2 separate regions of the Homo sapiens genome follow, and region 2 is linked to region 1. The links are chromatin contacts, found by Hi-C or POLR2A ChIA-PET in ENCODE. All regions are on one chromosome and are shown on one strand. Each heading gives the region's core, a stretch centred on a gene start or an enhancer-like site at or near the end of the contact. The rest is flanking DNA. Distances are from core to core; before and after follow the strand shown.

Region 1 (6,098 bases), core at 2,064-4,563:
GAAAATGTGCAATCATCTCAATAAAATAAATGCAGATAAATAATTCCATAAAATGAATATATTTAATTTTAAAACCACTCAATAAATGCACACATGCACAAAACTGTTTATAAAGGAAGAGTAAAACAGGCTTTTCCTTAACATAATAGAGAATATCTGCACAAGTCCCACACCGAATAATATCCTTAATGGTGAAATAGTAAACACATTTCTTTTAAAGCCAAGGATAAAATACAGGTGCCTGTTATGAACCACTTCCTTTAATTAACCATGGCATTGGAAACTCTTGCCACTTGTATAATATAGGCAAAGAAACAAATGTAAATGATTGGAAAGGAAGAAACAAAGCTATCATTTTTCTCAGGTGATAGGACTATCTTCATAGGAAACCCAAAAGAACTACAAACAGATCGTTAGAATTAATATGGCACTTTAACTAGGTTGTTGATTATAAGATCAACATACAAAATTAAACTCCATTTCTATACACCAGCTTCAAAGTATTAGAAAATATTTTCAAAACTACCACACACTTTATAATAGATATCTACTCAGCTGCTATTTTTTGGGAACTGTCTTAGCACCTACAGAGATGGGACGTCCGCTGGCACGTTCATAACACGTGACCCCATTCCCTAACCAGAAGTGGCTGAGTTGGAGAGGACTCTGACTCAACTGAGATGCAGATTCAGCATTTGATCTGAGAAACACCATCTCAGAGTGTGGCTGGAAAAGAGATGCTATAAATTCCAAATGGACAGTCACAAATGCAGAGAAGAGCAAGAATGGGCAGACACCAAGAGGTGCAAAGGCTCAGACTATGAGAGAGAGAGAGACCCTCTAGCACAGATTCGGGGACTCCAGACCCCTTCCCAGTCCCTGGTTCTCATGAGAGCTAAATTCCAGAACTTCCCTCTCTCTCTCTCTCTCTCTCTCTCCACCCCCCACCCTTCCTCCTTAAGATTGATTCTTCATTCTTGCTGGAGAAAGTTTATAATTGATCTCTTTTATTTGCATCCAAAATAATCTTAACTAAGATGTAAGATGATCACAAATTCAGAAGTCAACTTGTAAAACTTCATCTCCCTGCCACCAACCTTCTTGTTTCCTTGCTGGGATATGGGGTGAATCCTTCTGGACTGAACTGGCCCAAGGGAGAGTAAAATGAGAAAGTTAAACAACATACCGTGGATCAAAATTTGGCAAATTGGCCCAGGATCTATGCCAGTTCTGTCCATTATTCTCTAATATGTCTGGCCGCTATCCATTCCTTATGAAATTTATAATTGCCTTGTTTATGCCGTTAAAAATTTTGGGCTGAGACCCTCAAAGGAATGTTGCCAAATAAAATGGATTATCCCTGGGTCATTTTAGCAATCTCTCTTTTCCTTATCAGTGATGAAGGTCAGTTTTACTGCTGGCTACTTTCCCCCTCTAATTTGCCTGACAAGATAGGACCTACTAACCTAGGACACTCACAAAGATGACATACGGACTTTCTCACTGGGGAGCGATTTTTTCCAGTAACCACAAATTAACATCAAAAGACATGCTGGTGTGCTGCACCCATTAACTCGTCATTTAGCATTAGGTATATCTCCTAATGCTATCCCAGCATGGCACATGTGTACATATGTAACTAACCTGCACATTGTGCACATGTACCCTAAAACTTAAAGTATAATAATAATAAAATAACATAAAATAAAAATAAAAATAAAAAAAAGACAGAGGATTGTTTAAAAGCCAAGGACTTATGTTAAATGAGGGTTAAGTGTAGAACATTCATTAACATGGAACCCAGAGGGCCAGGGAAGAAAGTTATCACCTGCCAAAAAAGGGGACAAGGTCCTGAATTAGGGATAATAGCCTTAGTTTGGAAGGCCTGTAGAACCTTTGCCTCTGTCTTTCAGTAGATTTGGAGAAATAACATCTCACTTCTGGCCTTGTTCGTCCTTCCATGGGAAAACTATAAGGATAATAACTCCTACTCACAGGACTATTGGAGGATTAAAGGTGGCAGCATCTATACATGTCCCTAGTGCTTCTTCATAGCAGGGACTCAAGAGAATGTCAGGGAGTCAAAAATGATTTTTTTAAAAAAAAATAAGAGCTGATTCCTCTAATCTTGGAGCAAGGTTCTTTCAAAGTTGAATCATTTATAATCACAAGGTGATTTTTATCGTCTGTCTTTGTAAATCCCTATAGCCAAATAGGTTAGGGTCAGCAGAATTCTCAGAAAGTAACAGCAGAGGAAAGGGGAAGCCTAGGCTTTAATCCAGAGCCCCAGAACTTTGGGGTTTTTTCTTGATGGCTCTCAACCCTTCCAGAGAAAGAGATCTCTGACCAATAAAATAGAAAGGGAGTTGGTCAGAAACCAGTTGATGCCCGGGAAAAATGAGACTCTTGAGCAAAGAGTCTGGCTGATAAAGTTGTCACAGTAACCACTGAGAAGGCCCTTCTACTAGGGGGCCTTACTGACACTTGGACCCCAGACAGATCCTTCTTGGGAGGTTTGCCAGATCCAGCCTTGGACCCTCTGAGTATGGACCATGCCTGAACTTCTTCCACCCTACCCACAAGTCACTTGGCATTATGGTGAAGCTCAGCTCGACCCTGTCCTGCCCACAAATGCAATCCCAGCCAGCTGGACTCAGCTATTCATGACCCAAGCACCAGCCAGAATTTTTCATGGTTCTGCTTCTTAAGAAATTGTATAGGGAGCAAAAGGGCCTCTGCCACATCAGATCTAAGTCAAGCTGACCTACTGGTCTGTAGTGAAATGTACGTGTCTCGGGGGTTGCTGTGAGGTATTTAAACAAACACCATCTATGTTATTCCAATGAATAGTAACTCTGCAGCATCCAGGTTGGAGGGGAGACCCCCGAATGACTGTCTCTGCTCGCACCAGTCTGCTGCTTGCCTGGTGCCCACTTTGCCTGGAGGACTGTTCCAGACGAGCTTCGAGTCCCGCCTAGGGCTGAGCAGGAGCCCACTGTGCTTTTGGATTTTTCAGTCTATTTTTTTTTTTTTTTTTTTTTTTTTAGTTCTTCTGGATCTTCCTTGGTCCCTGGCTCCTGAGTGGTCTTAGCTGTCTACATTCACAATCCCTCTGCCCTTCCTCTACAGCCCACAGAAACCAGAAGCCACATGGAACAAGCAGGAACAGAGGCCACAGGCTCCTTCAGGAGTGGAGTAAGGGCTTGAGCTCCAGTACGTGGGCTTTGCAACATCTCTTTGTGATTCCCAGAGATCTGTTTTGTTTATTTCAGGCCTTGGCTCTGTTCCAAGGGTTGGCTGATGCCAGATAAATGAGGTGGTGTTGAATGTCCCTGAGGAGTTAGTCCTGGGACAAAGTCTACTGAATAAGCAGAGGGCTCTGCCTCACATCACTTTCTGAAAAAATTTACAAACACTTGGAATTGCTTCAGCGTTCCCTATGCAATCATTAAATATAATCGCTCAGTCGCTGCCCGGATGGATTACATCTCCAAGCAGCAAAGAGCAGCTCTGCGTCTAACGTGAAAGGAGGGATCAGTGCATGTTTGCTGATAACCTTATCATTGTGCTAGGTTGCAGAGCTTTTTCGAGACTTCACTGCGCTCCAATTTTGTAGATATTTTTTTCACCCTGCTTTGGCTGTTTCTGTTCTTCTTTGTGAAATTCTGGAACGCACTGAGGAGAAACAGGGCAGCTGGGGGCAGAGATGAGAAGGGTCTCCACTGATGTGGGAAGACAAAGTCCTGCTGTGGAGACTGGCCCTGAGGGCACGGTGACACGAGAGTGGCACCTTCTAGTGTTGGTTTCAAAGGAGCCAAGATGGAGGGCACCGGCCCTGGCCATGGGCATCCGGGCTCAGGTAACACAAGGGCCAGGAGACACTGCAGGAGGTCCTTGTAAAGAATGTGGTTGTGCAGGGCCAAGGCCAGCAGCTGGGCTTGAGTTCCAGCTCTCCCAAGTGGAGGGGCAGTGGAGACCCTGTGGTGTGTTCTGGTCCCAGACCTGTAGACCCCCATGCTTTGGTGTCAGCAGTGGCCGAGAAGATGGCTTTCTTCCATGGTCCCAAGCCACACCCAAGGAACCCCAACCAGGCAGCTCCCATGTCTAATGGGTCCTGGAGGCAGAGGGGGAGAAGGGAAGGGGAAAGAGTTCGGATCTTTCAGTGTGATCTGTTACTACAACCAGCAAAAGGGAAAGGAAAGAGAATCAAGTTTTATTGAATATCTACCATGTTCTGGGCCTTAAGAGAGAAGGAAACTGAGGCTCCCAGTGGTAAAGTCCAAGATCACAGAGCCCTGACCATGAGATTCCAACCACACCAAAGCCAGCAGCTCCCCTTCCATGACAAGGGACCTGTCCCATCTCTTAGAATGCCCCCTCTCCACTGTAAGGCAGAAATGCAAGATCCAGGGCTGTTTCCCCTATTATTCTCTCAGGATTTTAGAAATTCAATCTAGGTTTGCTTGAATATGGAGAAAAGAGGCAATGTGAAAGCAGAACTAAATATCAACAGTCTGAAGAACTTGGTTGACCCCACCCAATCCTTAAAGCAAGAAAGTGGGAAACGAAGCGAAACTGCCAGGCCTGCGTCACATGACTAATCAGAGCCAGCAGAGTTCGGCTCTCAGGCAGTGTTCCCACAAGGGCAGGTGAAGGGTTTTCAACACGTTCAAAGGAGGTCAGTTTGATTCTCCCCTTACATACTGCGATTAGAGGCTGAAATGCAGAACATGTGTAAGCATGAAGCACTGGCCACTGGGAATGTCACAGCTGCACGCCAAGAGCAGAGTTCTGCCAACTCCAGTTCCAGCCTCTCCTTGACTCACCAAAGGGGACTGGGGTGAGTAATTTAACCAAATCCCACCTCACTTCTCTCAGCTGGACAACAGGGGGAAACAGCAGGAAATCTCAGAAAGACTAATAGGAAAAGAAGGGTCTGGTCCTGGTGGCTGACTTCCACCGCCATGAGAAGGTCCCCTCCAGCTAACACTAACCACGGGGCAGCTCAGCAAAGCATGTCTATGGACACCTGGAAACTGAGGCTTGGGAAGTGAGGACTTACCCAAATTCAGATAGTTGGAAAATTACAAGTTAGAGCCAAACTGTGCTCATCCCATTAAGGAGGACTCTACTATTTTCTGAAGCAGAGAGGGCAGAAGCCAACACAACTCAATTTTCATATGGCAAAATGGTTTGGAGCATGAGTTTGGACATAGTCTCTGGGTTTAAGATATGGCTCTCAACTTCATACTGAGTGGGCAAAAGCTGAAACCATTCCCCCTGAGAACCAGAACAAGACAAGGATGCCACTCTCACCACTTATATTCAGCATAGTACTGGAAATCCTAGCCACAGCAATCAGGCAAGAGAAAGAAATAAAAGGCATCCAAATAGAAAGGGCAGAAGTCAAATTATCTCTGTTTGCAGATAACATAATTCTAGATATATAAAACCTCGTAGGATCTACCCAAAAGCTCTTAGAGCTGATAAACAACTTCAGCAAAGTTTCAGGATAGAAAATTGATGTACAAAAATCAGTAGCATCTATACACCAGCAACGTTCAAACTGAGAGCCAAATCAGAAAGGCAGTGCTATTCACAATTGCCACAAAAAGAATAAAGCTAACGTTCACATGTTATGCCACAAAACGTGATGCCACAAAAAGGAATACAGCTAACCAGGAAGGTGAAAGATCTCTACAATAAGAATTACAAAACGCTGCTCAAAGAAATCAGAGATGACACAAACAATTGGAAAAACATTCCATGCTAATGGATTGAAAGAATTGATAGTGTTAAAATGGCCATATTACCCAAAGCAATTTACAGATTCAACGCTATTCCTATGAAACTACCAATGACATTCTTCACAGAATTAGAAAAAAAAAAACTAGTTTAAAATTCATACGGAACCAAAGAGAGCCTGAATAGCTAAGGCAATCCTAAGCAAAATGAACAAAGCTGAAGGCATCACATTATTTAACTTCAAATGATACTACAAGGCTACAGTAACCAAAGCAGCATGGTACTGGTACAAAAACAGACATATAGACCAATGGAACAGAATAGAGAGCCCAGAAAGAAGGCCACACACCTCT
Region 2 (6,296 bases), core at 1,233-3,732, 46 kb before region 1:
TGCTAGGGTGGACAGTGATCCCTCAAACTAACCCCACTGGCACTGTACTTGGTGGAAATTTCCTCTAGATTTCTATCAATGCTGACACAAGGTTTTATGCTTTTGCAGAGCTTTACAGGTATTTTAATAGGAGACAGAATGCATCTTAGACTAACCCAATGTTAATTTTTACATATGCCTGAGGCAGTTCCCCTCCCTGTCTTAGAGAACGATGTACTCTTTATACACATAAAACAATGATTTTTCAACTTTGATAAGGGCTGAAAATTACACCACTCATCAACTCCCATGGCAGCCACATGATGCCTGCAGGTGGAATTCTACAAGATGACATAAAGGGGGTTAAACAGAAGCATCCTGGCCTCTAGAGCAAGCAACGGTATCATGCAAAATGGCCCGTAGGAACTCTAGCCGCTTCCAGGAGCTTGTCATTAGGCTGACTCATCCTCTACTAAACTTAACAGATAGTTCACCAGCAAGGATATCCCTTAAACACATGTCAAAAGGAAAAATATAACACAGTGTATCTTTACCTTATAATAAATTCTGGCCACCAAACCCCGCTGAAGAACCCTTTCACGAAATTTCACTGCTTTCAACAGAAAGGCGAGATCATCAACTGTGTCCATGTTAAATGCCAGGAAACTGAAAGAAAATCACGGTGACCATCATTATTATTTTGGCCTCACCAAGAATTTCATTTGAAAGAAATAGAGTAGGTTTGTTTTTTAAAACTATTTTTTTCTGTAGAAAAATAGTGTCAATAGACATAATCTCCCCATCCCATCTCTCACTGACTGTATTCATAATTCTTTTCGGTAATCTTAGCTCTAGTTTATTCTAGGTGGTTGTCCTTGTGGTATAGAGATGATTTGGTTTCCTAATTGTTCCACTTACTATTGTATTATAAGTAGTGTTCAATATTTTACATAGTCTTTCTTAGTTAACAGCAATGTAATTTCTGTCAAGTATAATCAACCATTATACAATTCATGTATAACTCAATCATTATACAATTCTTTTTTTTTTTTTTTTTTTGAGACAGAGTCTCACTCTGTTTCCCAGGCTGGAGTGCAGTGGCACGATCTCGGCTCACTGCAACCTCCACCTCCTGGGTTCAAGTGATTCTCATGCCTCAGCTTCCTGAGTAGTGGGGATTACAGGCACATGCCACTGTGCCTGGCTAATTTTTGTATTTTTAGTAGAGACAGGGTTTCACCATATTGGCCAGGCTGGTCTTGAACTGCTGACCTCAAGTGATCTGCCCACCTCAGCCTCCCAAAGTGCTGGGATTACAGGCATGAGCCACTGTGCCTGGCCCCCATTATACAATTCTGTCAAGTGAGTTTATAATAATAACTCAACCACTATACAGCTCTATCAAGTGAGTTTATAATAACCACTGCTGGGCATTTATTATAATTATTATAATTGGATATTAATAATCAAATATATCTATTACAAAATATTTATCAATTAATAATACTTATTAAATATATTATATATCAGGAATTGTGTTCATTATCTGCTGTGAATTATTCAATTTTCTCGATAATTCTAGAATACTATAATTATCCAATGTAGAGTTTAGGAAACTGAGGCTTAGCAAGATTTGGTAACTTGCTCAAGGTCACACAGGCAGAACTCAGTCAAGCTCAGGTTTTGTTGGGGAACATCAGCATTTAAAGCAAGAGGCACCCTGGAGGGAAGTGATAGGGCTGTGTGCAAGCACAGGGGAGGATGTGCTACAGAGATGGTAGCTTTCTTCAGCAGGCAGCAATTCCCATCTTTCCCATTTGGCAAATGAGGAAACTGAGGCACAGAGGAGTTAAGAGAGGTAAGCACAGACTCAAAACAACCAAGTTCACAATTAAAAGCTCGTGAGCTTTTCATCATGAAACTCTATTTCATGCCAATTTTATGGACCCACCATGAACCTTTAGATAACCTAGACAACCAGGGGAAGGGTTAATTCACACTTAGGGTTTCCCATAGCACAGCCACCTCTTGCCCTCCCCTTTCCCCACTTCCTGAGGAAGTAAGTTATTACAAGACTCAAATAACTTAAATTCATATTAACTAAAAAAAAACCCAAGTGGCTGTTGTTGCTCAATCAGAAGGCACGAGAGAAACGTTAAGAAGCAATTGACGCAGTGCTTTTGAGATGCCAAGTGCTGAATTAATAATCACCCTCCATTTAGACAGGGAAGAGGAAAGTATTTACATGCCAATTACCGGGACATTTAAAAGATGTCAATGTTTATTCTGAATCTGGGCTTTAAGAAGTTTGGGTTTCTGCCTCAGTCTATTTAATGAAAGATGTAAAAAGCTTTCATATATTATTGAAAAGTATGTTTTAGTCATTCCAGGGGCTGATATTGGAAATTAGCTTCCCTGGAATTCAGACTGTAGAACATGTTTGTCCACCTGAGATTGTGAACTGCACGTGCTGCAGGAAGGGGATCTCACCCACTCGCTGAGTCATGTGAGTCACATGTCATGTAGGTCTAGGAGCCTGCCCAGTGCAGTAGAGTGTGCAGACTTTCTTTAAAAATAGAAACATTGCTAAAGGCAACCTCCTTGTAACTGTGTATTTTACAAGAAGATCCAAATGACTCTATTTTTAAATAAAGTTTAAATTAAATTAAAATAAGTATCATTAGACATCAGGGAAATGCAAACGGAAACCATAGTGAGGTAGCATTATACATCCACCAGAATGACTACAATTAAGTACACTGACATCAAGTGTTGCCCAGGATCTGGAGAAACCAGAACTCTCATGCTTGCTGATGGGAGTGTAAAATGGTGAAATCTCTTTGCAAAATGTTGTCACAGTTTCTGATAAAAATAAATGAACACATACCCTATGATCTAGCAGTTTCACTCCTACTAATTGCCTAAGAGAAATAAAAACATATGCTCACAAAAAAGGTTATACAAGAATGCTCATAGCGGTTCTACTCACAGAAGTGAGAAACAGCAAACATCCCAGGTGTCTATTCATCCATAAGAGAATGATTCTACTATATCCATAAAGTAAAATACTACAATAATGAAAAGAAACAAACTAATACACACAACAACATGGGTGAATGTCAAAAAGTATTATGCCAATTTCACGAGGCAGCTACAAAAGAGTACATACTGCCTGGTTCTGTTTATGTGAAGTTCTAGTATAGAAAAACTAATCTGTGGTGGGAAAATATCAGAAGAGTGGCTGTATCTGCGTAGTGAGATTGTCCAAGAAGGGGCATGAAAGAACTTTCTGGAGTGATGATCTGTATCTTAATATGAGTTTGGTTACATAGGTTTATGCATGTGTCAAAACTCAGTGAATGTACACTTAAGATTTGTGCATTTTATTGTACGTAAATTCAACATAAGAAGAACTATAACTAAATATGTAACTGTAGTTAATGACGCTCATGCTAAATTATTTAGAAATGTGCTGATGTCTACAGTTTATTTTGAAATGGATCAAAAAGAGAAGGTGAATGGATGGGTGAGTTCCATACACAGATCCATAGATATGATAGTGATATAGCAGGTACAGTAATAGGTTGATAGAATCTCCATGGTTTGTACATAAATGCTTCCTGTAAAATTATTTCAACTTTGCTGAATATTTGTAAATTTTACAGCATAATGTAGAAAAACACGTTGGGTGCAAGGCAAAATCTTGACTTTCCTGGACATCTACCACCACCTCCTAAAGGTCCACAGGCTGATGAGAGTGGGAGGGGCCCCAGTGGCAGGCTACCATGCAGGAGGAAGAGAGACAACCCTTGCAGGGACAAGCCAGAGCTGAATGGGGCTATCTGCAGAGCCAGGTACAACCCCCTTTCAAAGCCACTTCCTTTCAGGGCTCCTCTCCCTGCCATGCTCCATCTGCCTTACCTCGTCCCATGGAGGCTTTTCAGTACCATGACTGACTCCTTCCAGGCCGAAATGAGGGGTAGTTACTGTGCGGACAAATGGGTGCCCACTGGAGGGATTTAAGGGTACCAGGAAGTTCTCAGCCCATCTTTCCTCAGGTCCCCACCTGCTCAAGAGTACCTTTCTCAGGGCTGTCACTATGCCTACTATCCTACTGCTCTCGGAGTGCAGACTCCATGAAGACAGAGCCCCTAGTAACTGCTGATCACCAATGCTTAGAGAAGTGCCCGGTACACAGTGAGTGCTGAAAACACTTTGATGACAAAGGCTTTCCTTCATATAAAGTCAGAGTAAGTAAAGTTTCGGGATTTAAGTAGATAAACACAGGGACTGAATCAGTAAAACCTAGATGTGTGGGAGACAGATGTACACTGTTTTGGAGGTTAATAACTGAGACAAAAATAAATGGACTGGAACTTTCCAAATATTTACATTTGGAATACTGCCTTTGGCACATCTCAACTCTGTGCTGGAAAATGTGCTAGGGATATAGATTTGCATATGGGTGAGAGCGTGTCGTGCTTCCAAAATGATGGAATCAAGCCCTGCTTTGCTATCTGAAAAAGAAACGAAAGGGCAGATGATTTGTGGCCAGTTGGGGAACAAGTTTCCTGCAAGGATGGAACTGATTCTGGTGGGGAGTCGTACTATTCTTTCAACTCCTTAATATGTTGGACAATTTTCAAACTAATACATTGGAGGAAAAAGCTAACCATACTGTAAACGTCCTACTCAACAGCTAGAAATATTAGGAAGACCCACTAGCTCTAGTATGAAGACAAATGGAGACATTTAAACTAACAGAGACTCCAGTGAAACAGTCCTAACATGTAGGAGCTCGTGTTTTCAAGCTTTAAGATGGACCACAGTTTGAATAAACAGGGTCCTGAGCAGCAATAAAAAAAGGAAAAAAAAAGACAGATAACAGATTTCTCAATTTCACGTCATCCCAATGGCTATAAAGAATCCCAGGCCATCATTTACTGTGTTTTCCATGTGTTTAATCAGGATTGTGAGATTCTATTTTCTAATGAATAGTTTCCTTAGAAACTAGTTCAATACTTTTGGTTTGAGGGACCAATAATCTCATTCAAAAAAATAATAATTAAAAAATACACAAAAGAAAAAAGCATAACAAGCTCTCTAAAAGTATAATATAGGAGACAATACATTCATGAGCATAAATCAATGAAATAGAAAAGAAAGGTATGACACAAAGGATCAAAGGGAAAAATCAGTTGTTTGAAAAATAACAATAAACCAGTCAAACATCTGAATGAGACTGAGCAACAACAACAAAGAAAGGAGAAAGCATAAGAAGGCATTTTAGGAATGACAAATGAGACACAACTACAGATCTAGCAGAAGTTAAAAAGGTAATGATAGAATAGTACACATAAAAACTTATACCAATAAAATCAAAACCAAATGAATAAATTCCTAGAAAAATACAATTTACTTAAACTAACATGAAAAGAAAAGCCTAGGCTTTAAACAATTAAGCTAATTAAATAGTTTACTCGCCAAGCCCGGATTATTTTCAAATTTGATGAATTATCAAATTCTTTCACAGAATAAGAAACCACTCCCCCCAAAATAACTCTATGAGAGATGTAAAACTTTGACATAAATCTAAATCAGGCATGTACAAGAATGGAAAACCATAAATATACAATCTCCTCCCCCTAAAAAATACTAACAAGCCAAATCCAAGAAAATATAAATATGATAATACAGCATAACAAAATTGAGTGTTTCTTAAGCATGCAAGGGTAGTTTAACATTAGATGATCGGCAAAAATTATTCACCAAACTAACAAAATGAAGAAGAAATATATGATCGTTTCAACAGATGCAGAAAAATATCATTTGATAAAATTAATCTGGTAATGACAAAAATACATTTAAAATGTATAAGCTTCTTTAGGAAGTAAAGTGTGTCTATCAAAAACTTCAGCACTCCAGCCTGAAAGACAGCACAAGACCCTGTCTCTAACATAATAAATAAAATCAGCAATAAGACAAAAGAACACCTTGTAAGATGGCTTCTATTCAAATTGTGTTGGTGGTCCTAGCTCTTGCTGTGAGACATGAAAAGAATAAAATAAATAACAGTTGGAAAGGAAGAAATAAAAATTTATAATTTGCAAATTAGTGTCTATGGAAAAAAACTCCAAAGAATCTACAGACACATTTAAAAGAAATTTCTTTACAGTCAGATTTATAAACAAAAGCCAATTGCATGTATAATAAATCATTAACTACAAAAATCATAATTTAAAAATATTCTTTTAACAACAAAATTATAAAGTAACCAGTAATAAATCTATGAAAGGATATAGTATGTATGGAAAAAA

What was found. A loop is a pair of places that touch in the nucleus more often than their neighbours do. ChIA-PET counts read pairs that join two places held with the same protein, here RNA polymerase II (POLR2A).
Region 2: a map of gastrocnemius medialis shows a loop between it and region 1 (12-fold over the local background). The contact joins two enhancer-like sites. A Hi-C loop is called at or near these places in 2 of 168 maps with a recorded cell type or tissue (gastrocnemius medialis and heart left ventricle). POLR2A ChIA-PET finds 5 or more read pairs at or near these places in 2 of 52 experiments (K562 and Panc1).

Annotation. Positions count from the first base shown.
Region 1 is chr2:110,945,651-110,951,748 of GRCh38, reverse strand. The region is part of intron 12 of ACOXL (acyl-CoA oxidase like); the gene reads right to left. Among named protein-coding and RNA genes, the nearest start is that of ACOXL-AS1, 170 kb to the left of the region's middle. Within about 2 kb of position 3,313, at least 3 of the 41 ENCODE cell types and tissues checked have a DNase peak (open chromatin) inside an H3K27ac peak, as active enhancers do.
Region 2 is chr2:110,990,242-110,996,537 of GRCh38, reverse strand. It overlaps ACOXL (acyl-CoA oxidase like), which reads right to left. Exons shown (of 18, transcript NM_001142807.4): 14 at 534-645. Among named protein-coding and RNA genes, the nearest start is that of ACOXL-AS1, 120 kb to the left of the region's middle. Within about 2 kb of position 2,482, at least 8 of the 41 ENCODE cell types and tissues checked have a DNase peak (open chromatin) inside an H3K27ac peak, as active enhancers do.